Linked DNA regions of Homo sapiens: region 2 is linked to region 1. The links are chromatin loops, found by intact Hi-C in ENCODE. Cell type or tissue: CD4-positive, alpha-beta T cell. All regions are shown on one strand. Links, peaks and the distances in the headings refer to the core of each region. The heading gives the core; the rest is flanking DNA.

Region 1 (12,438 bases), core at 6,502-9,001:
AGTTGCAAATCGTTGATCATGGGCTTAATAAGCTCATTCATGCTATTATTTCAGAATTTAAACCTGCTGAATATTTTTACTTCAACAAAGTAAAACTATATCCTCCATAATCTAAATGTAAAGCCATTTGATTTGCTTCTCTATATAGGATACTATAAAAATCTATTTTCCCCAGTATAAAATGATAAAGAATTTATACTAGAAACCATAAACAAAAAATTAAAAGCAAAATTCCTGTATTCATTTTAGAAATGCATTTAAGAAACATTTTTCTCTAGCATTGGGGAAATATTTTAATCTAAAGTCCTGTTGATTTTGTGCAATCTGTTCTCTTGGCATGAAGATGCCGTTAATCTACTTTGATTCCTATTGATAGAGTATTCTTAAATTCTTATCAACAAGTAATATTTGCACAGTAACTTGAAATGCAGCATAAAAAGCTAAAAGCTGAAATTTAGAAGAATAAACACACGCACACACACACACGCACACAAAAAAAACCCATATGTATACATATGTTTATATATATTTTTAGGAATGTAGCCTTAATGCAATTTAATTCTCAGAATGTGGTATTTGTTTCAACCTCAATTCTCAGGCATTCCACCTAGTATATCTTTTTTATCCTAGACCATGTGGCAAAATAAACACAGTTTTGAAAACGCTGGTTTAGATCATTAGTATCTCTACAATATAACTTCAAAGATTTAAGTTTTTCAATGTATTTGCATTGAAAATTCGCATCGTTTTCCGCTTCAGAGTAAAAAGAAATTTGCAGAACCTCAGAGCAGCATCACCTTTTGTTTGACTAGAATCAACCTAGACATTAAATTCAAAGCTTAAGGTAGAGAAGGTAGAGATATTTTCTATCAATAATCATAAGCTTCTAAGAAAAGAGGAAATATATTCTTCTAGATGGGAGAAAGGGGATGGTGATTAAAATGAGGGGAATTGAACCAGACCTGAGGTTTGTTATTTTTTTTATTTTTACAAGTTGAAATATAAAATCCATGAAAAACTGAAGTTGTCAGACGCAACATAAGGGAAGTAATGTCTATGGTAAATTTCCAAATTTATGAAAGACACTGAATCCTAGTGTAAAGGCAAATCAGAGTAAACCTATATCCTCTATAGTTACATTTGAATTCTCATTTTTATAGCTTTCCCCAACCCTCTCTTTCATTTTCATTGAGTATGTGCTGTAAAAAGATGTCAGTCACATTTTCGCTATTTCAGTAGCACTGTCTTGCCTCTGAAGCCATTTAAAAATAATCCTATCTGTTATTTTAGCTGAATTCCACTGTCTTTCCCCCTCCTCCTTTTTTGTTTTTGGTTGTACCTATCCCAGTTCTTTTATGACAATCCTAATCCTCCACCTTAAAGGCAAAAAGAATAAAGAGGACCCAAAATTCAGGCTCACCAGAGTTCTGTATGAATTACTTGATCAGACTGCACAATTAATACTGTGCATATTAACAGAGATGTTGCGCAAGTAGGGCAGCCACTCAGAACATATTCCATGCTTGACAGACATTTTCAATATTCTCTTCTGCTTCCTTCTCATCAGCCAGTAAGCACATCTAAGTCATCTCTATCCTAATAAGAAAACCCTTCCTTCCCTTGATGCAATTTCCTTTTTAAGTTCCAACATATCTCATCCTTCATCATCATATATCTGAAAAAAAGTCATCATTACCACTTTCACTTTCCAACTTTTCACTTACTCCTCAACCCACTGGAAACCAGCTTCTTGGCTCTCAAAAATCACCAACAACCTTTTCAGTGCCAAAACCAGTGGCCTCAACTTACATAATTCCTGTGGTATTTGTTGATTGCTCCCTCCTTTTAGAGACTTTCTTTGCCCTTTGCTTCTATAACAAAAAAAAATCCTCCTGTGTTGCTCAACTTGGGCTGTCCTGGCCACTCCTAGGGGTGAGGGATTAACTTCCAACATCTTGCCTTGTTATTTTCTCTGCATTCTGGACAAGTTTAATCCAATTTTGTTCTAGATTTTTCTACATGGCTTTCACTAGCACTTAACTCCACATCATTTCACACTCCTGACCCCTCACTCTTCATCCACCTCTCAAGCCTCTTCCTGTTTCTCCTATCCTACTGTAGCACCATCCATCAAACAGTGAAAGCAGCCTTTTGTTACATCAAGATGGGTAACAGATTAGTGTTGGCTTGATTTATAATGAAATAAATATCTTCATGGATGGAAGAGGCAGGCCATGGGCCATTAGATGGTTCCCAAATGATGAAGCAAGACAGAGAAGAAATGATTGTGTGTTGGGGGGTGTGTTTTATACAAAAAGTGAGCAGGGACTTGAGGATGCAATTTTTAGCCTGATATCTATTAGATGCCAAAGAGAGTATTTGCCCAGCTAGAACCAACTGTATTTCATAACTTAAAAAAACTGTCATAACAAAATGAAAGTACCTAGCAGAGCATCTGGCACACAGTAATTGTTCAATAAATGTCAGTTGACTCTGAATAAACACCTATTACAGGACGTTTTTATTGGGTGTGAAAATGGGGGTTCAAATTTTATTCCTATATATAAACTCCTGCCTACAGATACTAAGATTGATTTAAAAGTATAATACATTCCTGGAGGTGAAGGTGGTTGTAAACACTGTTTCTCCTGCCACCCAAGTGCCACAAGAGCCAAAGTCAAACTGCCTGGGCCTGCCAGCATAAGGAAATGTCAAGGGAAGTCTCAGGCCTCTAACATCTTACATGGTTAAATTCTATACCATTATTCACACCAAGCCAATCAGAAAGGGACCCTTAACAGCACAGAACCCATAGATTTTTACTGTACTTTCTGACTTCCTATTTCTTAAGTCTTTCCTGCTCTAGAAAGCAAAAAGTATAAAGTCTCAGAAGTCTGGATGCATGCTTCACAAGAGTCTCCTTATAGGGGTCCAAGGAAACCTTACTTATTTTCACTTAAAAAACCTGCCATTTCAAGAGGGTTTTATTTTCTTCTGTTTTAATGATTATCCAACATGAGGAATAATATGAGCCAGAGCTCCTCTCCTGGATCTGAGATGATCAAGTGTTTTTTTTTCAACATGATTATATTTATTTTTATTTTTTAAAAAATGTTGTGAGTACATAGAAGGTGTATATATTTTGTTTTCCTTATGTCCAAATCATTGCAGGCTTCCTGAGAGTGCTAATGGTTGCAATTCTTGGGAAGAAGGGGTTTCCCTCACTTACTAGTTTAGGGAAAACTCTGCTAACAGCAATACAGCATTTCAACCTTCTTTTGGATTTCATGAAAATGAGGAATGCGGTATAAGGAGTTCTCCAAACAAAATGTTAGGAAACCATGCAGCTCTTTCTCTCCTTCCTTTCTCCTCCTCCATTCTACAAGAAAGTTTGCCTTGACAGTCTCATTGCCTACTGAAGGAAATTTCCACTTACAATAAACAAAACAAACTCACCTGTCAAAGGTCTTGAGTTCCATGTATACCTTAAAGTTTCAAATGTAATATTATATAAAACGTCACAATATTTCCCAGACAGCCTGATGAAAGTTAGAGTGCTGCATGAAATGAATGATAAGTTGGTGTTTAGTTGGCTTGAGCACTCCCTCTCACAGAGCTTTTGCTTATCACTATTAATTTGTCAAGCATCCCATAACAAAAAAATCCCAGAAGGCTAACGTGAAAAAGGTAGCTGACACCCAAAACAATGACTAATTTTGTTTGCCTAGAACAGTCAACTACATGCTTGTTACAGCTGAAAATCCTGAATAACTCACACTCAAACCCCCCACACCTTATTCAACTGACTCTATACTACTCTGTACATGTTTACAGTGAAACAGATGCTTATGGGCAAAGGTATCCTATAACCCCCCAAAATATGTATTACTGCTTTCTAAAAAGCTTTAACATCAGAATAAGAAAGAATTAAAACCTTTAGCTCTCAGGATCAGAGCATGTATGCAATTTCACCCTTCAACATTTTTTAGTTTTTATCGTCATAAACAGAATAACGGGTTTTGTTGGTGATGATGTAACCCTTTATTATGGTCCTTAATTTGTTTTACATCTCATTTCATAAATTGATTGCTAATTACACAATCAGTAGATCTGTAAGTCTTTTTCTATTCTTAATCTTTAAATGTATTATATCTGAGGAGGGAGATACAAACTCACAATGACAGAGTTTAGTCACTAACTCATAAGAAGCTGACATTACATTTTCAGAGCAGTAACTTCAGTTTAACATTTAAATATCTATAAAGCCTTATTGTATGTCAAGTCTCAAAGTTGAGGAAGCAACAGTGCTTTAAGGCTCTGAAGGATGTCCACAGGAAGAGACTTTTGGGAAAGAATTCAATATGTCCCAGGCAGAAAGAGATTTAATGACAATGGGAGGGAACTGCAGGAGAGGTGAGGGTGAAGACAAACTCCTCATGATCCTACTGGAGATGCAATAGTACCCCCGGAAGGCAATATTTTCCTCCCCCTGACAATTATTTAATTCTAAGGAATATGCACAAATTGGCCAGACTTCTAAGGCCAGACTTCTCCTAATGGGTTGCATTCAGTAGTTAATCTCTTATCTGTTCATGTGAGTGAATCTTATGTTTTCCTACTACTAGGCTCAATACTCATTAGCACAAAAAAAGTGATTGGAAAGACTATGTGGCTATTTTCTTCTTTATTTCTGTAATCTTTCCCATTAATATTTTAGGTATATTTAACAGACTTTCAGCTTATGCCTCATCTACAATTTTAAAATTCATTTTAAAGTGTGCCTTTGTTCACCGCAGAAAAAATAGACACCCACAGGTTTTTTTCCCAGCATAAACATTTATATTTATGAATCAGCTTGTTTTCTTCTTGCAAACACATTCTCTTGCTATGACCATTTTTGATTTATGAAAATCAAAAACAATTTTTGAGCCCTTTAACTTATATTTAACTTATTAAAATGAGCTTGATTTTCTTCCAACATTTAAAATTTTTGGATAATTCTTTTGCCATTCGAAGCACCTCACACCCAATTGTCCCAAGGTTTTTAGTTGTCATTTTGTTGTTGTTGTCGTTGTTAAACATCCGTTTTTGGCTTTTGTTCCCAGATAGTTTTATTTTCAGTGTCCCAATGTTCTAGCAATAGCACTTAGTAAATACATAATATATAAAGTTTCTGCCTTCAGGATTGCAAAATACCTTGGACATTAAATCTTATAGCACATCTATAGCAATATCTTACTGTTCAGTTTGAAAAGCAGACACATAACTATCAGGGTACTGAACCAACAGCACTAGGTATGTTATCATGAAAGCCTTCAGCATCCCTTGACCATCTTCCCTTCAAAAAAGAGAGGAAAAATATTTCTGACACAGAAATAACATCCACTAAAACACTGACTTTTAAACCTTTCTGACGGCAACAAATAGTAAGAAACACACTTTACATCCTAACTCAGTAACAGGTGCATGGATTTGAAATAACAGTCTCACCCAATATATCTAATCTTACTACATGACACATGTTGATATTTTCTTACTGTCTATTTAATGCAATTCTGTTTAATAGAAATGCTAGTCACAACCTACTAAATGGATTTCATTATGCACTAATGAGTTGTTGCCTACCACTTGAAAATTACAATGATAGAATAAATAGGCTTTTCTAATACCACAAGGTAATGCTGTTGGCTCCAAATACAGTAGAGTAAACCTATATTAATTTTGACACCACTAGTTTAGATTGTGATAACTGAACCTGAATCAGCTTGAAATATGTATTTTAGATTACCTATAAAGAAAGGTTTTGCTAAACAAAATAATAATGTCCGGGCCCGGCACGGTGGCTCACGCCTGTAATCCCAGCACTTTGGGAGGCCAAGGCAGGCAGATCACCTGAGGCAGGAGTTCAAGACCAGCCTGGCCAACATGGTGAAACCCCATCTCTACTAAAAATACAAAAATTAGCATGGTATGGTGGTGGGTGCCCATAATCCCAGCTACTTGGGAGGCTGAGGCAGGAGAATCGCTTGAACCTAGGAGGCAGAGGTTGCAGTGAGCTGAGATTGTACCACTGCACTCTAGCCTGGGCGAAAGAGTGAGACTTCAACTCCAAAAATAAAAATAAATAAATAAACCCATACATACATACATACAGCTGTGTTGCTAATTATAAATGTTTGTAAATATTCAGGCCAATCTACTTACAAAAAACGTTGTTTGTTCTTAGTCCAAACCAGTTTCTAAATCGAATACGGTCTTTCATCTGAGCTTTCAAAATTTTAGTGTATCTTAACATTCAAACTCAAAAATGTTCAAAAATTAAAATCATATTTTGAAATATATATTTTTTTGTTCATCAGCCGCTTTTTTGTTTATAAATCTGCTCTGGGCATCATCTAATAATAACAACAGTAATGAGTATACGGTTTATTTGTGGAACATTTTAAACTTCAGAAAACCCTTTCACTTTTGTGAACTGGTAATGACCAGCAATCCCTGGATTACTGAATATTTAAAAAGCATGTAATGACATTTGCCAGACTCAAAAATGAAACTTAATATTTGGTTTGTTCTGCATGTAACAGATTACTCAATCCCATGAAGAAATGCAGGTGTCTGGCCATCAGTGATTGCCTCTATTTCAGAGATTCAGCCCACCCCTGCCATCCCCCCACCAAATTTGGAAGATATGAAAGAAATTTAAATTTCAAGATAAAGGACCAAGCCAAGTCATGGAGTCAGGGGAGTTGGGGGTGGGGGGCGCTGTCACATAGCCTCCTTTATATGGAGGTACCTACCAAAGAACTCAGAACAGATGTTTGTCTTTTATAAACATTTAACTTTTTAGCAAATTGAAGGCTTAGGAAGCTAAGGGAGTGAAGGGCAGGCCAGGAAGTCAGGGATTCCTGGATGTGAACCCAGCCTCGATCTTATTCTGTTTTTGCTCTAAATCAATGCCAAACTGTTCACACCTCAGCTGCTTTATAGCAGGCAAGAATTATACTGAGGACAAAACTGTTTCCTGGAAATGTCATGGGTTAAATGATTACTATTACAGCTCTCAATGGTACTTCCACTAAAGGCAAAGCACTCTTCATGTATATTATTTACCTTCATTATATTACGAGATCAAAGTAAAATATCTGTAACCTGCTAAACTGACCCTGAAAACAAACCATTCTTTCCATTCCTTTCCAAGTTTTTGTCCACTTTACTAATGATGAGTTATTCAACCAATTAGGAAACTCAATCATGTGATATTAAAGGTTTTCAAGTAGCTGTAACACCTCTGAGTTAAGAATTATCTGGCAGACGTTAATGGCAAATTCAGGGCCCTCAACTTTATTTGGCCAGTCTCTATTGGACCATCGACCTATAGGAAATGCCCTCCCATCAAAGGCCCGATTTGGCAACCTATGAGAAAGAAGTAGTTTGTCCCTGTTAGGAAAAGTAGCTCCATTGTCCATATGGATGAGGAGGCACCACATCCATACCCAGCTCTGCCCATGGTGCTCTGGGCTCTTCAAAGGGCAGAATGTGGTTTCACTTTCTCCCCACTGCTTCATGAGAAAAGCAGCCTGGTCGCTTCCTGGCATTTAATGAATGGTCCTCTCTCCGTGGATTTGGACTGTTGGTCCTTCCAACCAGTCATTAGCTGGCAGGAAATGCCCTCCTCAGCAATCACTATTGTGTAAATAAAGCCATAAACTTTCGAAGGCCCATGCAATCCCAGACCACAAAGCTGCACGTGTGGTGGGGGAGGGACCTTGATTGTAAAAGCACTGCCTTCCAAATTAAACTCAAACCACATGATACAGTTCATAAAATATACAAAACATGCAGCCCAGTGACAGATTTATTGTGGCCTTACAGAATAAAGAAAAAAAAAACTCTATATGGAAAACACAGCTACTTTTGACTCAAATAGCCGCCAAACAGGAAGTTAAAAGCAAATCAGCCAGCTGTGGCCTCACTAAGTTATGAGGGAGCCCAGTGCAACCAGCATTTCCTGTCATTGCTTGTCACCGTTTCTGAGTGCCTCTGTCTGAACTGTTTTCTTAGATGGCTAAAAATATTACAGAGATTTCTTTGGGGATAGACACAAGGCAACAAGGAGGCCTATTATATGATCTAGGCTTGAAAGTGAAAAATGTAACTTTTATCCAAAAAACATTCACTTAACACAGGTTACAGATTCAGTCACTTGAACCACTGCATTTTAATGAATATTGGAATAAAAGCCCACATTTGTAAAAGAATTTAAAATCAGATCTTAGGTTGCCTAGCTGTTTCCTGTTAATTTAGAATATATATTCAGAACCACAATTTTCATGTGCCTGATTAGTAAATGACAGAGCTGGAGACTACAATATCCCAGAAATCTAGCTTCTTAGAGTTTCTCTCATCATCATCATCATTGTCATCCCACAAAATGACTTGTGCAAGTTCAAAGTATGTGCATGAGAGTTCTCTAAATCAAATCACATTTTAGATCCTTTTATGATGTGATGATGATGATGATCACACTCTTCACAAAATATGGAGGTAGTCTTGTCTTTTTTTCAGCACTGTGAAATGCCAAGCCCTAGGACACATCTTTCTAGCCTATCCACTTTTCAATCACAAAAGAGCTTTGGAGGGGGAGTTTCAGTTAGAAAGCAAAAGCATTCTGCCCTGGTATTGTTGCTGCACTGAATCTCAGCGCATCTATATGAATTCCCCAGCAAAACCAGGTTATTAAACATGGGGTAGAGGGGCAACTTGCGAGTCAGTCAAAAGTCCCACCAAAACATGGATAAACCTGGAGGACATTGTGTTACATGAAATAAACCAGGCACAGAAATACAAATACTGCATGTTCTCACTCATATGTGGAAGCTGAAAGAGTTGATCTCATAGAAGCAGTGAGTAAAACAGTGGTAACTAGAGCCTGGGAAGGGTGGGGGTTGGGGAATAGCCAAAGGCTGGTTAATGGACACAAAACTATAGCCACATAGTGGGAATAAACTGTAGTGCTTTACAGCACCGTTGGGTGATGATAATAACAATTTAGTTTATGTTTTCAAATAGCTAGAAGAGAGGATTTTGAAAGTTCCCAACACAAAGAAATGACAAATGTTTGAGGTGATGGATATGCTAAATACCCTGATTTGATCATTACACATTGTATGCATGTATTGAAATATCACATTCTACCCCGTAAATATTACAATTATTGTCAATTAAAAATATACATATAAGTTTATAAAAAGAACTCCCAGACCCTCCCTCTAGTCAATCCACAGGCTTTAGCCCTTCCTCCTCATTTAGATGGGTAACACTGATTTTCAACTCATCTTCTATGGCGAGCGGGACCTACCCTGAACTTAAGTTTAGAGGCAGACATGGAGCCCTTCACTGCTCATACTGGTCTCCTCCCTGGTTCTGATGTCATGTCTAAATGTCGTGATGACCATTTACCTAAGGCCTCAAATTCACAAACTGCCTCACATGCAGATGTTTAACACTATCTCCAGATCAGGTTATGTATTTTGACCCTACATTTTCATTTGCATTACAATGTTAATTTAATAAATGTAAACATATAAAGTACACCACAAAAAAGTCCCGCCAAAATCCAAGGTCTTTCTCAAAAAAGGCCCTCCCTTGACGAGCCTGTCAATCTGAGTCTGGCCTTGACCCTGGCTTCAGAAAGCGAGCAGAGTGCATATTGACACAGCCTCAGCCTCTGTCTGCAGCTGAGGCCGCTGCTATAGGCATTCATGAAACATATCAGATTACACAGGCATGGTACCCCAGTCCCTCCCTAATGATTTTATTGGGAAGTCCTTAAATATAAAATGTAACTCTATAACATGTACTATGTTTCACTTCATATATCTGGGTGAGCTAATAAGGTTTCTCTTCATGTTGTCCAATTACTTAGGGGAAAATGCTGACATAAAGGAGTTGGGAGTTTAATTTTTTCTCAAAATCACTTCTGAAAGAAATGCCCCCATCCTTTCTTCAGGATCCTCATGGATCACAGACAGCAAACAATTTTTAAAATATCAATGTACCCTTTAACAAAACAGCACCCCCAACTGGGCCATTATCAAGTGCCTACTTTTCAGAGGACGAATACAAACTCTTCACTTGGGTACTGAGGTTAAATGTGATCCCCACCTCTGTGCCATGGGTCTTGTTGAATTTGTCATTACATATTTTAAATGGAACTCAGAAAAACCAGTGTATAGTATATGAATCCAACCTTAAAGCAACCACCTTAATATTATATATTGTGACAATCCCATTTTCCCCATTGGTAAATTAAGTAAGGAATTATTTCACGAGATACATGTCCAGTTAATATTCTACAGGGTGCTTTTGTTTTGTGTTGTTTTGCTTTCCTGCGTAGAAGCTGAGTACTACAAAACAAAAGGTGAAATGTAAGCTCTCTGGTTCTTTCACTCTTTCATTTTGCTAATAGACTACCCCTCCCATGCCACTCTCCAACATAACCTCTTGTTTGGTTACTTTGTACTGCCACATAAGGAGAAATTGCAAGCGCTAAACCTAAAGACTGATTATCCTCTGGGCACAAAAGATGATTGTGGTGGATCTGAAATGACAGCTCTTGTCTCTTCTACTGTGTGGACTTTGCTTTCTGTACACAATAAAAAGAGGCACTATTCATACCTGTATCTTGGTAAGTAAAAACCTATGCAAATCCAGCCTCTAAATGGGCAATCAACATCTGACTGAAAATGAGACAGCTCCCAGTGTCCTTTTTGGATTTTGTCTGTAACTTCATCACTTCCTAAACTATACATGACAGGAGGCATCAGAGTCACAGTATTTCTGATTTTTTTTTTAAATTTTTAATCTGGTGAAACAGTTAAAGAACTGTTTCTATGTAAACATTTCTTTGTAATGAAGACTGATATCCCTGGGATGTGGGGGAGGTATTCTAAATGCAACTACAGGTGAAAGAAAAGTAGCAGCTGGCTTTCAGGCCAGTCCTCAAGGTCTCAGCCCCAAAGCTGGCACTGCTTGCATCTCCCTGGACTTGAGTTGCTACTGTGGCCTCTAGCAGAACAGTCATTCAATCTAGCGTTCAGTCTGCTTATTGGTGTTGATTTTTCTTTTGTCAATAAAAAACAGAAATAATGCTACAAGGAAGAATGTTCGTAACATGCAAAAACAAGTTAGAAAGATTAATCTAGTCTTTCATTTATTTAACAAACTTTTACTGAGAACCTACTATCTACCAGGCATTAGGGATATGAGGTAAAGAGACCCAATAACCTCTGCTTAATGAATAGTTACTGGTACATTCAAGGAAACCTGAGTAAGCCTGAGGAAACCTTTCTCAATTTTCCACACCAGTTGAAGGCAATGCCAAGAAGCTCAGGATTCAAGAATCCAATGTGGACAATTTTAAGCTAATTTGTGATCCTAAATGGAAAACAAAATCCAGCCAACTATCAGACTCCAGGATGCTCCCATGGCTTAAAGAGATCAAATGACCTCTAGTCTCTACTGCCAACCCCCTGCATTTCTGTCCAGGTTGCCTTTTCTCTATGGGAGGCCCTTTATTTCTAAGCCCTTCAAGTTCACTCACTGTCTGGGCAAAAAACAAACTCCTGCCTCAAATCAGAAAACAAATAATTCCTTTTCCTCATGAGCCAACTTAATACTGATGCAAGTAAAACTTGAGAGTTGACATAATATTTTAGGAAGCATGTCAAACTGAGTCCTATGCTTGGGCTTCCTGAAAATCACCATACACATACAAAGGGAGAATACACACGCGCACACACACACACACACACACACACATTTAAATCAAGCCTCCTTTTATTCTTGCTTCCTCTTGAGTTCTGAGCAAAGCATCTTTTTATTTTTTATTTTTTTCTGAAAGTTAACTGCCTGGAGTTGAACATTCAAAGCCCTGGTTCTTTTCCTGAGCCTCAGAGTGACATCACTATATCAAATATTTATAATAGTTTACAGTGAACTTTTTTATTTCATTCTTAGAATTGGAGGAATACTGTAAAAATATTTTCCTATAATCTTCCAGTGAGAAAGCAATGCACATCTGTATACATTGTTTTGAATTGACCACTAATTTGTACACTCATGTACGTGTGTGTTTGTGTGCCCAGGCAATTTGGAAGTCCCATTATTTCTCAAATAAAAATGATAAGGTCCTACTTCCCAGATTGTATTGTTTTCTCCATCAATCTTTTAAAAACAATGTCACTCAATCTAATACCAAGCAGATCTAAATGATGAGTTAATAATGCATTTTTACTACAATGATCTGAAAAAATATTTTCTTATCCCTTTCAGGTCATGTGGATGTTATTAACATCCATTAAGACAACTGATACCTTATTTATCCTAATTCTCAAAGTTGCCTTTCCAACACTGTCATTTGGCTATCTTGAGGCAATA
Region 2 (12,438 bases), core at 5,752-8,251, 48 kb before region 1:
ATTTCTTTTAAAAGCATATTGCTTGGACTAAATTACAGTTATTGTGGGTTTTTTAAAAAGTGTCAATTCATGGACCCTCTCTATTATTATATTTCTTTGTCTTTCTATGTTCAAACTTTTTGGACTTTCAAAATGTCATTGTGTATTTAGAACAAGAGTTCTTTATTAAACTTTAAATATATATATTTTTGAACTAGGCAGTCACCTTTTTCCACAAAATCCCTTTTTGAAGATTATGAGCTTGTACTTGATTAGAATCACCTTATTAGCACTCATTATGCTTCCAAGAATACCTTGATTTGCAAGCTACCCATCTGCTGTAAAATTCAACTTCAAACATTTTAAGACAAAAAATGCTAGACCATTACTACATAATCACACTAATTATCTTAAAAATAACACTTAACAATGGCCACTAAGTAATTTTTTAAAAAAATCCGTATATAACGTAAAAGCACTGAAAATGTAACAGTTGGAGAATATCCAACAGCATTTAGCCAAATATCATTTCTATAATGCTAAGGGATGGAATTAAATTTGCAAATATCAGCAATTTGCAGGCCATCAAATCTAGGTTAAAATGTGGTTGAGTGAGGAAAGTTGGCACATGGGTGTATACAATTTTCATCTATATTTGAGTAAAAACTGAACTGGGAGTGAAAGTACAGCTGCAGATGAAGAGATCTCTGTGTACCTCTCAGTTGAGCCCATATTTATTCTCCCTCTTTCAAAGTGTTTCAACAATCTCATGTTTCATTCAACAAATATTTTTCCAAGCCCTAACGTGTACTAGGCACAAAAGATATGTTGGTGGACAAGATAGCATCTAATGCAAAACAAAACAAAAAGTATGGCAGACTTTCACTGCAACTTCAAAGAAATCTGATGTTAAGATGAGCACAAGGTCAGTAGGCTGGAGGGAAATATCCACTGCTTTCTACTTAACCATGTTGGCTTCATCTGCATCTCAATTCCATCGCTAGTTTTCCCTTCCCACCACCACCATCTAAATCAAAACCTTAATATTTCATACCTTCAATACTTCAACAACTTTCTAAGAGGTACTTCCTCTTGCCAGTCTCTTTTTTTCTGTCATTTTTTTTGCACAAGCTGATGGTGTCATTTCTCATGCTTCAGCCATTCTGACTTAACATTCAACTCCCCAAACATATCACAGTTTTCCCCCTCTATCTTTGCTCAGGTTATCCCCTCTGCCTGGAATACCTTCCTATTCCTTCTTCAAAGAACACCTCAAACAGTGTCTCTGCCATGACTCCATCTTCAACCACCACTGCTGAATATAATCCCAGTCCCTACCTGTGCCCTTGGACTGTTGTAGCTGTTAGTTTGTATCTGGCTTATGGCATATAACACAAGTAACCTCTTACTAAAAGGTCAGGCAAGAACCACATCTTTCCTAACTTTGTATTCTCCACATTACTGAGCCCAGTGCCTAACAAGTAAGAGGTTGCAATAAATGTTTGTTGAATGAATCATTTCTTTGGGGAATTGAATGTACATACAATTCTTAATGGATTTAACAGGACTTTCAGCATTAAATAACCCCTGACATTTATACAAATCCTTCTAGGAAACCACAACCAAATAGTCTTACAAATTCAGTGCTGCTGCTTGCTCTCATATGAAGAGAAACAGAGGTAGTAGGATTCCCATGACATAAGGAGCCCTTGTTAGAACTGTTATGTGTGACAAGGCAGCATTTTCGATGTTTATGCCACTTGCTGATAGAATGTTTCATTTCAGATATTTTCAGTGGTTACATCTAGAGTTCACCCAAGAAAAAGGTATTTTCCAAAACTACTTCTCAGGCTCCTTTGAAAAATGAGACAATATTCCAAAGTCAAATTCTTCCTACAGTGGGGTACTGGGAGATTAAAGATGGCTATGGTTTTAAAATTTGTTAGTAATACTGAAGTTAAGACTGAATTTGGTTCTATATAGAACACTTTTTTTGGTTAGTAAAAAAAGTAAAATAACCAGGAAATTGCAGAAACACTAGAGATTACATTTTTATAAAAGCTGGAAAAAATTAAGTTTGTTAAGTGGAACAACTCCTAGGATAGGTATTTGTGAAATATTTAAAACAAGAACACAGAGTACATGAAGCTATTAAAAATCCTCAAATTGTTACTTCGGTTTTACTATCTTTCACAAATGGGAAGATGAACAAAGATATTAAGACAATGTGACAATGTGGTCTTAAAACAATGTGGTTTTTAAAAATGAGATCTCTAAAAAGTATTTGGAGCTAAGAGATTATTGATACTACAATGTAATCTACTCACTGTATTTAGATGCATATAAAAGATGGTTAAAGAGTTTAAAGTCACAGAAAAAGGTTTTCTGTTTGCATTTTTGCACGCTAAGACAGAAATTAGAACATTACTACCGTTCCGTTAGCTAACAAATCATGGCTGATACATAGGACATGTCTTGTTTTTTGTCATATTTAATGGAATTAAAGGGAATTTGTCATATGTAATACATTTATATTACTGTGGACTTTACATTTTCAAATTTTTGTACAGTTTTCAACGTGGAAACTGCCTTCATTGTCCACTATCTACTCATAAGAATATAGGTAGAAGCAAAGCCTAATTTATTTTCTACCAATTTCCAGTGGGTTAAAAAAAATTTGAGCTTCAACAGAAAAAAAGCTTATTTATGATATACAAAAATCCAATTTAAGGCATACATTTAAATGCCTATGACCGAGTTATAGCTGCAAAACTGTTTCTAACAGATAGATTCTATAGCCATATCTACTTAACTAAATAACATATTAGACATGACATTAAGCAATTTTACATAATCTCATCATAAACAAGATACCGAAAAATGATTTACTCTATCTCTAGATACAACATGGTTCAATCCAAATACTGGAGATCATTTAGAAAATAAAAGGATGAAAAACAAATGGAATTGTTTACTGACTTTAAAGAAAACAATATCAAGAAAGATGGCAAAAAATGTGAGATAAACTTGTAATGACATCTAGCAATAAAACTTGACCCTGGGGTGAGAATTGAAGGCACAGAAACAAAAACATTGAAAACCCAAGCAGGACTGCAAATCTGGATTAGACATCAAAAATTAAAAAAAAAAAACCATAAATTTAAGAAACTGAAGACCGATTATGTAGCAGAATAAACACTGAAGAAAAAAAAGAGTATTTACAGAAAATAGCAGACAGCTAAGATTCCTCTGGAATATATAACCCCATAAGTCAGGGACCAAGTGACACACTGAGAGGAAAACAAGGGTCACCTCAAGGATGGTACATGCAGAAAGGTCATCTGCAAGGGCAAACAGAACAGTAAGTAAACAATGTTCTATGAATAATGTCATGTTCCTAGAAGAACTAATTGCTATTTCCGGATGCACAGAAGTACCTTGTATCCACATTTCGAAAAAATCTGATATAGAGAAAAAGACTTCATTTCAGCTATGCTACATGAAGAGATTATTTACTAACCAAGTAGGATCAGATGTATATTACCCTAACATCTAAGAGTTTCTTCTAGACAAAAGAGTTGAAATATAATAGTTTTCAAATTTCCAATTTCCAAATCTCTCCTACTTAATGGAGTTCCTGTAGCAAAGGGTCAGTATTAATGGTAACATCAAACAGTAGTTGGGGAATACATGCCTGGCCCTAGCCCAAGTCTTTTCTCACCAGATGCCCAATTACAACTTGGCCAGGAAGAGATGATTTTGAGCTATGATCCCATAAAACAACACTTTAAATAAGTTGGATTAGATTCCAAATTATTGTATAAAATACTTGACCCATAATAAGGCTGAATTGCTACTGCAATATTTCAGCTGATCTATGACAGGTTTCTTCCTAGCTGGCCAGGGCATTGTACTAATGAGTATATAACAGAATCAGACATCAATGAGTTTCATGCAGTGAAGATGTGATACACAGCCACAGTTACAATCCCCAGTTCTGGTCAGCAAACTCAACAATGCGGTGTTTGGGGAGAAGGATGGACAAGGGAGCAGAGACAGCTCAGTGTTCTGACACTCAGCAATTAAGCAAAGTTTAGTATCACAAAGTTAGGTAACTTTGTCTAAAAATTCTTCTCTTCTGCCTTATTTTCAAAACAAGTTATCCAAATAATTGTCCATGAACTAAATATGAAGGTTAATAAAGTCTTAATCTAAATTATCATGAATCAGAAACAATAAAAGAGGGAGGGATTAGCAAAGGAAAAGTTGGCTTATCCACGCCTTACTTTATAGTGCAAAAAGTAAAGGAGAACCAGAAAACTTCACAGACAGTCCCAATGTCATGTGGAGCAGCATGACTGTGATAAGAGCTGGATGCTTTTGGTTTACTAAAGCAATAGCCTAATTGATGTTCTCTCCATTTCCTTCTTCTCCACAGGAAAGAAGACTGAATAATGATTGGAAGAACGCCGGAGTCATCAAGCTCTTTTGATAACTGCATATGTGAACTAGGTCAAGTCACTCTCCCTCAACGGATCACCAGTTTACCCAACTGTAAATGGCAACAATTTTGAACTGAACGTTCTTCCTTCTACAGCCAAAATTCTTCGTTTGCTAGGTTTGTGAAGTGCTTTTATATGTATGAGCGCTTTCTTAACTATGAAGATATCTGAGTCATCGAACTTTTGGTGGGGGCAATCTCATGATCAGTCATGACTAGATTTTAGAGTTTTCTCATCCCCATACTCAAAGTTTTTTTTTTAAGAATAAAAATGAAAAGAAACAATACCCCACAATATTTCTGAGCCTCAAAGGACAGACTAAAAAAGCTAACTTTTAAAATACTTCATTTTGAAATAATTTTGAACTTACAAAAAAATCGCAAAAATAATACCTGGAGTCCCTGTATACCCTTCACCCAGATTCCCCTACTGTTAAATACTTACATAACCATAACACAATTACCAAAACCAGGAAATTAACACTGGTACGAGACTCTTAACAAGAGATCTTATTTGAATGTCACCAATTTTCTTCCTAATGTTCTTCTGTTCTAGGATCCAATCCAGGTTCCCACATGGCATTTATTCCTCACTTCTCCTTAGTCTCCTCCAATCTGTGACACTTTCTAAGTCTTTCCTTGTCTTTCATGACCATGACACTTTGGATGAGTACTGGTCATTTATTCTGTAAAATGCCTCTCACTTTGTGTTTGTTGAATGTTTTCTCATGATTAGACCGAGACCATGTCTTTTTGGCAGGAACATCACAGAAATGGTGTGTATCCTATCTGAGGGTATGTGATATTGATATATCTTATCACTCATTATGTTAACCTTAAACACCTGGTTAAAGTGGCATCTGCTGGGTTTCTCCACTGTAAAGTGACTATTTTCCCTTTATTTATTTATTTTAGAAACAGGGTCTTGCTGTGTTGCCCAGGCTGGAGTGCAGTGGCACAATCACTGCTCACTGCAGCCTCAATCTCCCAGGCTCAAGCGATCCTCTGCCTCCTGAGTAGCTGGGACTACAGGCATGCACCATTATGCCCAGTTAATTTTTTTAAAAATGTTTTGTATAGACAGGGTCTCGCTATATTGCCCAGGCTGGTCTCAAACTCCTGGCCTCAAAAGATCCTCCCACCTCGGCCTCCCAAAGTGCTGGGATTAAAGGCATGAGCCAGCCACCATGCCTGGTCTATTTTTTATTGATAAATGAAATAGACCATGCCTGTTCTATTTTTAATTGATAAATATCCTGGGAGAAATACTTTGGGACAATGCAAATATCCTGTTTCTCCTCCAACTTTTACCCACTGATTTCAGCATATATCAGTGGATCTTGCCTGCAACCATTATTACCATGGCATTTGCCTACTAGTGATTTTGTGTTTCCTTCATTTGTTCTCCATTTATTAATTGGAATTCTTCTGTAAGGAGGAGTTGTCCCTTCTCCCCAACTTATCCATTTATTCAATTTTTTTTGTAAACTATGGACTCATGGGCATCTATTTTATTCTATGAGCTATAATTCAATACTGTCATCATTTAGTTTCTTGCTCAAGTTATTCTAACTTCAGCCATTGGGAGCTCCTTCAGACTGGCTACTATGCTGTCTTGTCATGCCCCCACCCTTTCTCTAGCACTTTCTTACATTCTTACACCAAAAGACATTACAGCCTCATCTTGTATTTTCCCTGCTTCTGTCCAGAATTAGCCATTATTCCAAAGATCCCGAGTTCCTTTATTGGAGAATGATATTAGACACAAAGATGTGGGTACTAAGTATACTCGTTGCTGTTGGGGTGTTAATTGCTTCTAGGGCTTCCCAAGACAGAGCTAGGAAATGAAAGCATACATAATAACCCATGCATACACACAGATCAATATCTATTCCTGTATCTATCTGTATACATACTCATGTGTCCTTTCTAATCCACACCACGGTATTCATCCTAACCTTCCCTTTTTATTTTTAACTTTTTTCCTCTGATAGTGAGAAAATAGGCTCTCATTATCTACTCTATATACATTTATTTGTTCAACCTCAGTATCTACATACTTACATATGCCTGTGAGGAACAGATTTACTAACTAGAATCCTGTATTTGTGTGCAATTCTTTTTATCTTTATTATAAATATAGCACCTCCAGGCTTCTTTTTATTAGTGTCAGCATGACATAGCTTTTCCCATCTTTTTACTGTTAATATTTTAAACTCAAAAAAAGCAAGGAGGAAAACAGTATGCTACTATCTGTGTGAAAATGGAAAATAAGTATGGATATATTTGCTCATATGTATATATATAATATCTATGGGAGAGGGAAAACCAAAATATCAGTTTGGAGGTCAACTGATTAACTGGGGAAAAGAGATGAGGGGAAAACTTCGCTGCATACTCTACTATCGTTGAAATTTCTTAAACTTTTTCATTGAGTATAATTCACAAATCATAAAACTCACCCTTTTAAAGTCTACACATCAGTAGTTTTTAACACATTTATATACAAAGTTGTGTAACTATCATCACTAATTCCAGGACATTTTCATCACCCTTAAAAAAAAAGCCATGTACCCATTAGTAGTTAATTCCCATACCCCTCACCCCTCACTCACCCATCTACTGCCCTTCACAAGACCCTGGCAACCACTAATCTGCTTTCTGTCTCTATGGATTTGCCAACTCTTGATGTTTCATATAAATGGAATCACACAATATGTGACCTTTTATGTCTGGCTTCTTTCACTTAACATCATGTTTTTAAGGTTCATCCATGTTGTAGCATGGATCAGTACTTTGTTCCTTTTTGTAGCTGAGTAATATTACATTGTATGTATATACCATATTTTGTTGATGTACTCATTAGTTGACTGTTTTTCTAAATTTTTGAATTATGAAAATATCCATTCAAAAATTAAACTTTAAAAAATAGAAACAAAATGAAAAAGCCCTTCTCATAAAAAACAGAAAAATGTAAAAAAAAAAAATCAAGCAAATAATGTATGAAAAATAACAACATACAGAAAAGCTTCTTTGACATTTGCCAGGACTCACAGACTCAATAGCAACTTACACTCGCAACTAAAATTTATTACAGCTTGGAATACAGAGGAAAAGTAACAGGAAAAATATACGTATCAGTAGAATCAAGAGAAGCCCAGCACAAGCTTCCAATGTTCTTCCTAGTTCGAAGCCACATGCACAAGGACTCTCTCTCTCTAGCAGCAAACTACAGAGGCATGTATGGAATGTCTCCACCCTGGGAAGCCCAGTTCTAGTCTCAAGGTCTGAGGTGCAGATGGGTCCTGGTCACATATGCACAGCCTGCTACCAACTGGCCATGGCAACTGTAATGCAGGACCCTAACAATGAATCAGTCATCAATCTTGATCTTGAGCAAAGCAACCCTGACAAGCTGTTATGGCATGGTCCATTGTTCCAGGTGTATACAACACAATAACCAATCAGTGACAAAATGAATGGTGGCCACATTCCCAGGGGATAGTTAAGGTTTCCCTGGGAGACATGCAAAGAGTAAGCCACCAAACCTGCTATATTAACTCTTTCCTCACATGAGATTTCTTTATTGCTAATTCCCCATCACTGGGGTATGAACTGGAGTTGAGGTACAAGTCACAGAAATAAGGGAGTGAAGAATAGGGATTGGGCACCATTTGACTTCTACTTCACCTATAAACAGGAGTTATTTGTCTTCGTGGAAATTATTCTCTTTTCCACTTAAAAAATATAAAGACTAGACACCTCTGCTTTGTGTGGGCTTGCTTTCCCCCGATTATGTCAACCTTTCCAGCTCCTGGAACAGGATCCAAAGTCCTCAGCATGATACACAGAGCCCCACCTGATCTCCCCACCCCCGGGACCTCCCTGCCCTCATCTCCCACTGCCCTCCCCCTTCATGGCTCTGCTCCAGCCACGCTGGGGATCTTGAGTTTCCTCACACACACCAGGCTGCCGCCAGCTTCAGGGCCTTAGCTGTCGCCATTCTCTTTGCCTGGAATGTTCTTAGAAATCCTCTTCACTGTCCCCTCATCTCCTGCATGCCTCTCCTCAAAGGTCACCTCACTGGAGGCCTCCTGGCCACTGTATCTAAAACAGTAGCCCCTGCCATTCTCTGCACCCTTTCCTCACACCTGACAATGTATTGTTATCCTGAATATTTAATTATTTTTTACCTGCTCCTCCTCCAACTCCCAATGAGAATGTCTGCACCATGGAGGCAGGGACTGTTTCTGGTTCACGGCTAAGTCCCAAGGCCATGAACAAGAAGGGGACAGCTGTCACACTCTGCAGTAGTATATGATAGGCACACACATATCACATCACTTCTAGGACTGCTCACTCTCCAGTGTTCTGTCTTTCCAGTGGCTTGTTGCTGCTATTTTCTCTGTCATGCTCTTGGTCCATTTTCCCTTGCTCTCTTTCTTAATTGACTATAATTATAGAAGTACATTACCAATCACTTCTAAGATGAACACTTGTTCACTTTTTAACATCTAGGACATTGGGATGCCCATTACGATCAATGGCATATTGTAGGGGATGATGAATAAATGGGGGACATAGTTATCAGTTTTTACAAAAGAAAAACTGGTCATGTTACAGTGGAGAAATCCAGTAGATGCCACTTGAACCAGCTAATTAAAGTTAACATAATGAATAAGATATATCAATATCCCATACCCTCAGATGTCATGCACATCATTTCTGCGTGTGGGTTTCTTTTTTATTTGTCAAAACCACATGATCTCAGTCTAATCATGAGAAAACATTCAACAAGCACAAGGTGAGATGTATTTTACAGAATAACTGACCAGTATTCATCCTAAGTGTCATGGTCATGAAAGACAAGGAAAGACTGGGAAAGTGTCACAGGTTGGAGGAGACTAAGGAGATATAAGGAATAAATGCCATGTGGGATCCCAGATTGGATCCTGGAACAGAAAAATAACATTAGGAAGAAAATTGGTGACATTCAAATAAGGTCTTGAGTTTACTTAAGAATCTTGTACCAGTGATAATTCCCTGGTTTTGATAACTGTGCAATGCATGGCATGTAAGTTGTTGACATTAGGGGAATCTGGATAAAAAGTATACAGGAGTTTCCTGTATCACTTTTGTAACTTTTCTGTAAGCCTAAAATTATTAATATTTCAAAATAAAATGTTTAAAAGGCGAGGCTGAACTATCAATATGTATTTGTTTGGGTACCATTAGGTCGGTGCAGAAGTAATTGCAGTTTTTGCCATTGCTTTCATGGCAAAAAACACAATTACTTCCGCACCAACCTATAATTGTAATTCTATTTTCCTTTCAAAAGAGGTTTTTGAAATGTCCAAAATAGCATTGACTTTTACCAGTCAAAGATACTTCCCTTTAAAGGTTAGCATCATAGAAAATAGAGATCCTTAAATAAAATGTTATTTTCCTTGACTCTCAAGATGACAGCTGCTGCTTATGTGTCTTTATAGTGTAGACAGACCTCTCTGATGGAGCTGATAAATGGTGCTAAGTCTTGCATAATCCAGTGACCCTTGGGATTGTGTTGCTAGGCATCTAGTTTCTGGTAAACTTTCCCTTGGCAAATAGGGATGAGTAAGTATTCAGTCAAAAATAGTCAAATTTTAAACTAATGAAAACTGCTGTGACTAGTGTTGCTATTGCAGAATATACTGGTAACTTGGGCCAGTTTGACCTACAAGGATAGATTCATATCGATATGCTTATAATATTTGACAAGGTTTCACTTGTCAAAATATTATTTTTCTCGTGATCATATGTGATTTTGAAGACATGGCATGTGACTGTTTTATGTGCATTCCTTACCCAGTTCCCATTTTTTAAGGAATGTATATAGGTTAGCTTGAGTATCCTCTAACTATGTCTGCTGCTATGGCCTTTACCAGGAAATTCTTGGCACAAAACTACCCAAAGTGGTAAGAGGGGTGGACAGTTGTGATGGGTGTTGATCTGTCATAATGAAATAATGACAACATTTATATCCTTCCTGGATAAAAAGTGACTGATAACACATTGCTTCAAGTATAAAGGGAAAGGTTCAAGACATCATGATATTGCTGAAGCAGAATAACTTGGCTATGAAAACAATCACAAAGATTGATTTCGTTTTAAAAATGATGACCCTTCGTTAAATCCAAGGAACATTCACTAAAAATACCAACCTAGATCAATGGCAAACTGTAATATCAAGAAATTGGCATAGAATGGATTAAGCGATACTTTGAAGAAAACTTTGGAGACAGATTATGCCAAGTCCACAAGGCAACAGAGTCAAAAACAGCTGCATACCAACATGATATGAGACCATTCTATGTAGCTGGAAATTAATCCATGGACTACACTAGATTTCCATTTGAAGATGGTGCTGCCTTCATCACTGAGCACTCAACATTCATGGATTGATAGGCACAGCACTTCAGCACAATACACAATCAGCCATCCAATTTGCCCTTCTTATTTTCATAACATTCCCTCATTATGAGGTGAGTTAGAACATTGTATCTGTTGTACCTGTTATTAAGGCAATAACCATCATCTGGTAGAGTAGCTAGTACTAATAGAATTCTTACACAACAACAACAAAACAAAACAAAAACAAAAGCAGCAGCCCAAAACTCATCAAATGATTGTTTCAGTTATTTAATCACTCATGAGAGAAGAAATAGTACACAGATGAAGTTCAACAGTGTTTCAATTATAAAAACTCAGGAGAAGTAGGAAATGCTGCAGTAACCACTGAGGTATGTTATTTGTATATTATAGATATGATACTAGCACAATGCACATAGGTCAATTACCCTCAACTTAATTTAACCTTCATGCATGTCATGGATAAGAACTACAAAGCTCTTGTGCAGACATGGAACTTTGTTTAATGTGCTATCTAAATGGCAAATTAAGTAATTGTTTGAACGGCTTTACATATTTGAAATATTAAGGTTTTCACTAAAATATGAGAATGTAAGGATTATGTAAATCATCTTTACCCTGTGTGACTGGTCATCAGGATATTAACATGATGCAAACATTACTTTAAAAACACTAGATACAGTGAGTAGACAACTTATTTAAATAATTAAGTGGCTTATTAATATTCATTGGCTATTATCTATTTTGTCTCTGAATTAAACACCTTCCAAGCTCTAAAGTTGTAGTGCAGCACGCATTTTGTAAACAGTCACCTTCCCTAGTACTTTTCTTCAAAATGTTTAGTTTATGGCACTCTTTTGCCTTTAAATGGAATTACTGACCTGAGTTTATTAATGATTAGGAAGATCACATGTCTCCTTTCACATTCTATGATGTTTGGAAAGATAGAATTTACAAAGCCTGCAAGGAACTCTATATCAGAGTAACCATAAAAACAGTTATACTTAGCTTGAACAACTAATAACACACAGCAACTAGATTTGGTCATGTACATTTGGAACATGAGTTTGTAATTTTAAATAATAAGCCCTAACTAAATAGAACTTTGTTAAAGAATGCCTACAACAAACATTTAGTTGATAGGAAGAAAACCTTTTATTTAATTCACTTTTATATTGATATATGGTTTTCCATTTGTACTAGCTTACTGCAATCTCCACAATAATCACAGAAGTTAGGTACAGAAGATACTATCTATCTGTTACAGATGAAGTTACTCAAGGATTGTGAGGTTAAGTTGCCCGAGGTCAGATACAGTAGTGAGGCTGGGACTGTACCCCAGATCTCCTGAAACAACAATGCAAAGTTTCTACTGCAGTTCCTGACCCTCTATATGGACCAGATGAAAGATACCTCATTTTTCCCCCAACTAACTCAGTATGCTTTTCCACTTCAAGGCACTGCCCAATCCTGTAGCTGCAGATTTAAATAATACACAAAATAATTGTAGATGAAACTTAAATGAAACCAAAATGAAGAAAACAAAATAA

What was found. Peaks named below come from ENCODE experiments on the same cell type or tissue, not always from the same donor. Only the 100,000 strongest peaks of a DNase experiment are listed, where the experiment ranks them.
Region 2: it touches region 1 in a loop (7-fold over the local background); 5 of 110 quality-filtered maps call a loop at or near these places.

The regions. Positions count from the first base shown.
Region 1 is chrX:132,473,140-132,485,577 of GRCh38, forward strand. The region is part of intron 1 of MBNL3 (muscleblind like splicing regulator 3); the gene reads right to left. Among named protein-coding and RNA genes, the nearest start is that of MBNL3, 9.7 kb to the right of the region's middle. In CD4-positive, alpha-beta T cell, for the core only: no CTCF peak of the experiment used is centred there; DNase peaks (open chromatin) are centred at 7,562 and 7,982; H3K4me3 peaks cover 1,114 bases; H3K27ac peaks cover 2,378 bases.
Region 2 is chrX:132,425,396-132,437,833 of GRCh38, forward strand. All of the region lies in intron 2 of MBNL3 (muscleblind like splicing regulator 3), which reads right to left. RAP2C-AS1 (RAP2C antisense RNA 1) reads left to right here. Exons shown (of 3, transcript NR_110410.1): 3 at 4,418-7,416. Among named protein-coding and RNA genes, the nearest start is that of MBNL3, 57 kb to the right of the region's middle. In CD4-positive, alpha-beta T cell, for the core only: no CTCF peak of the experiment used is centred there; no DNase peak of the experiment used is centred there.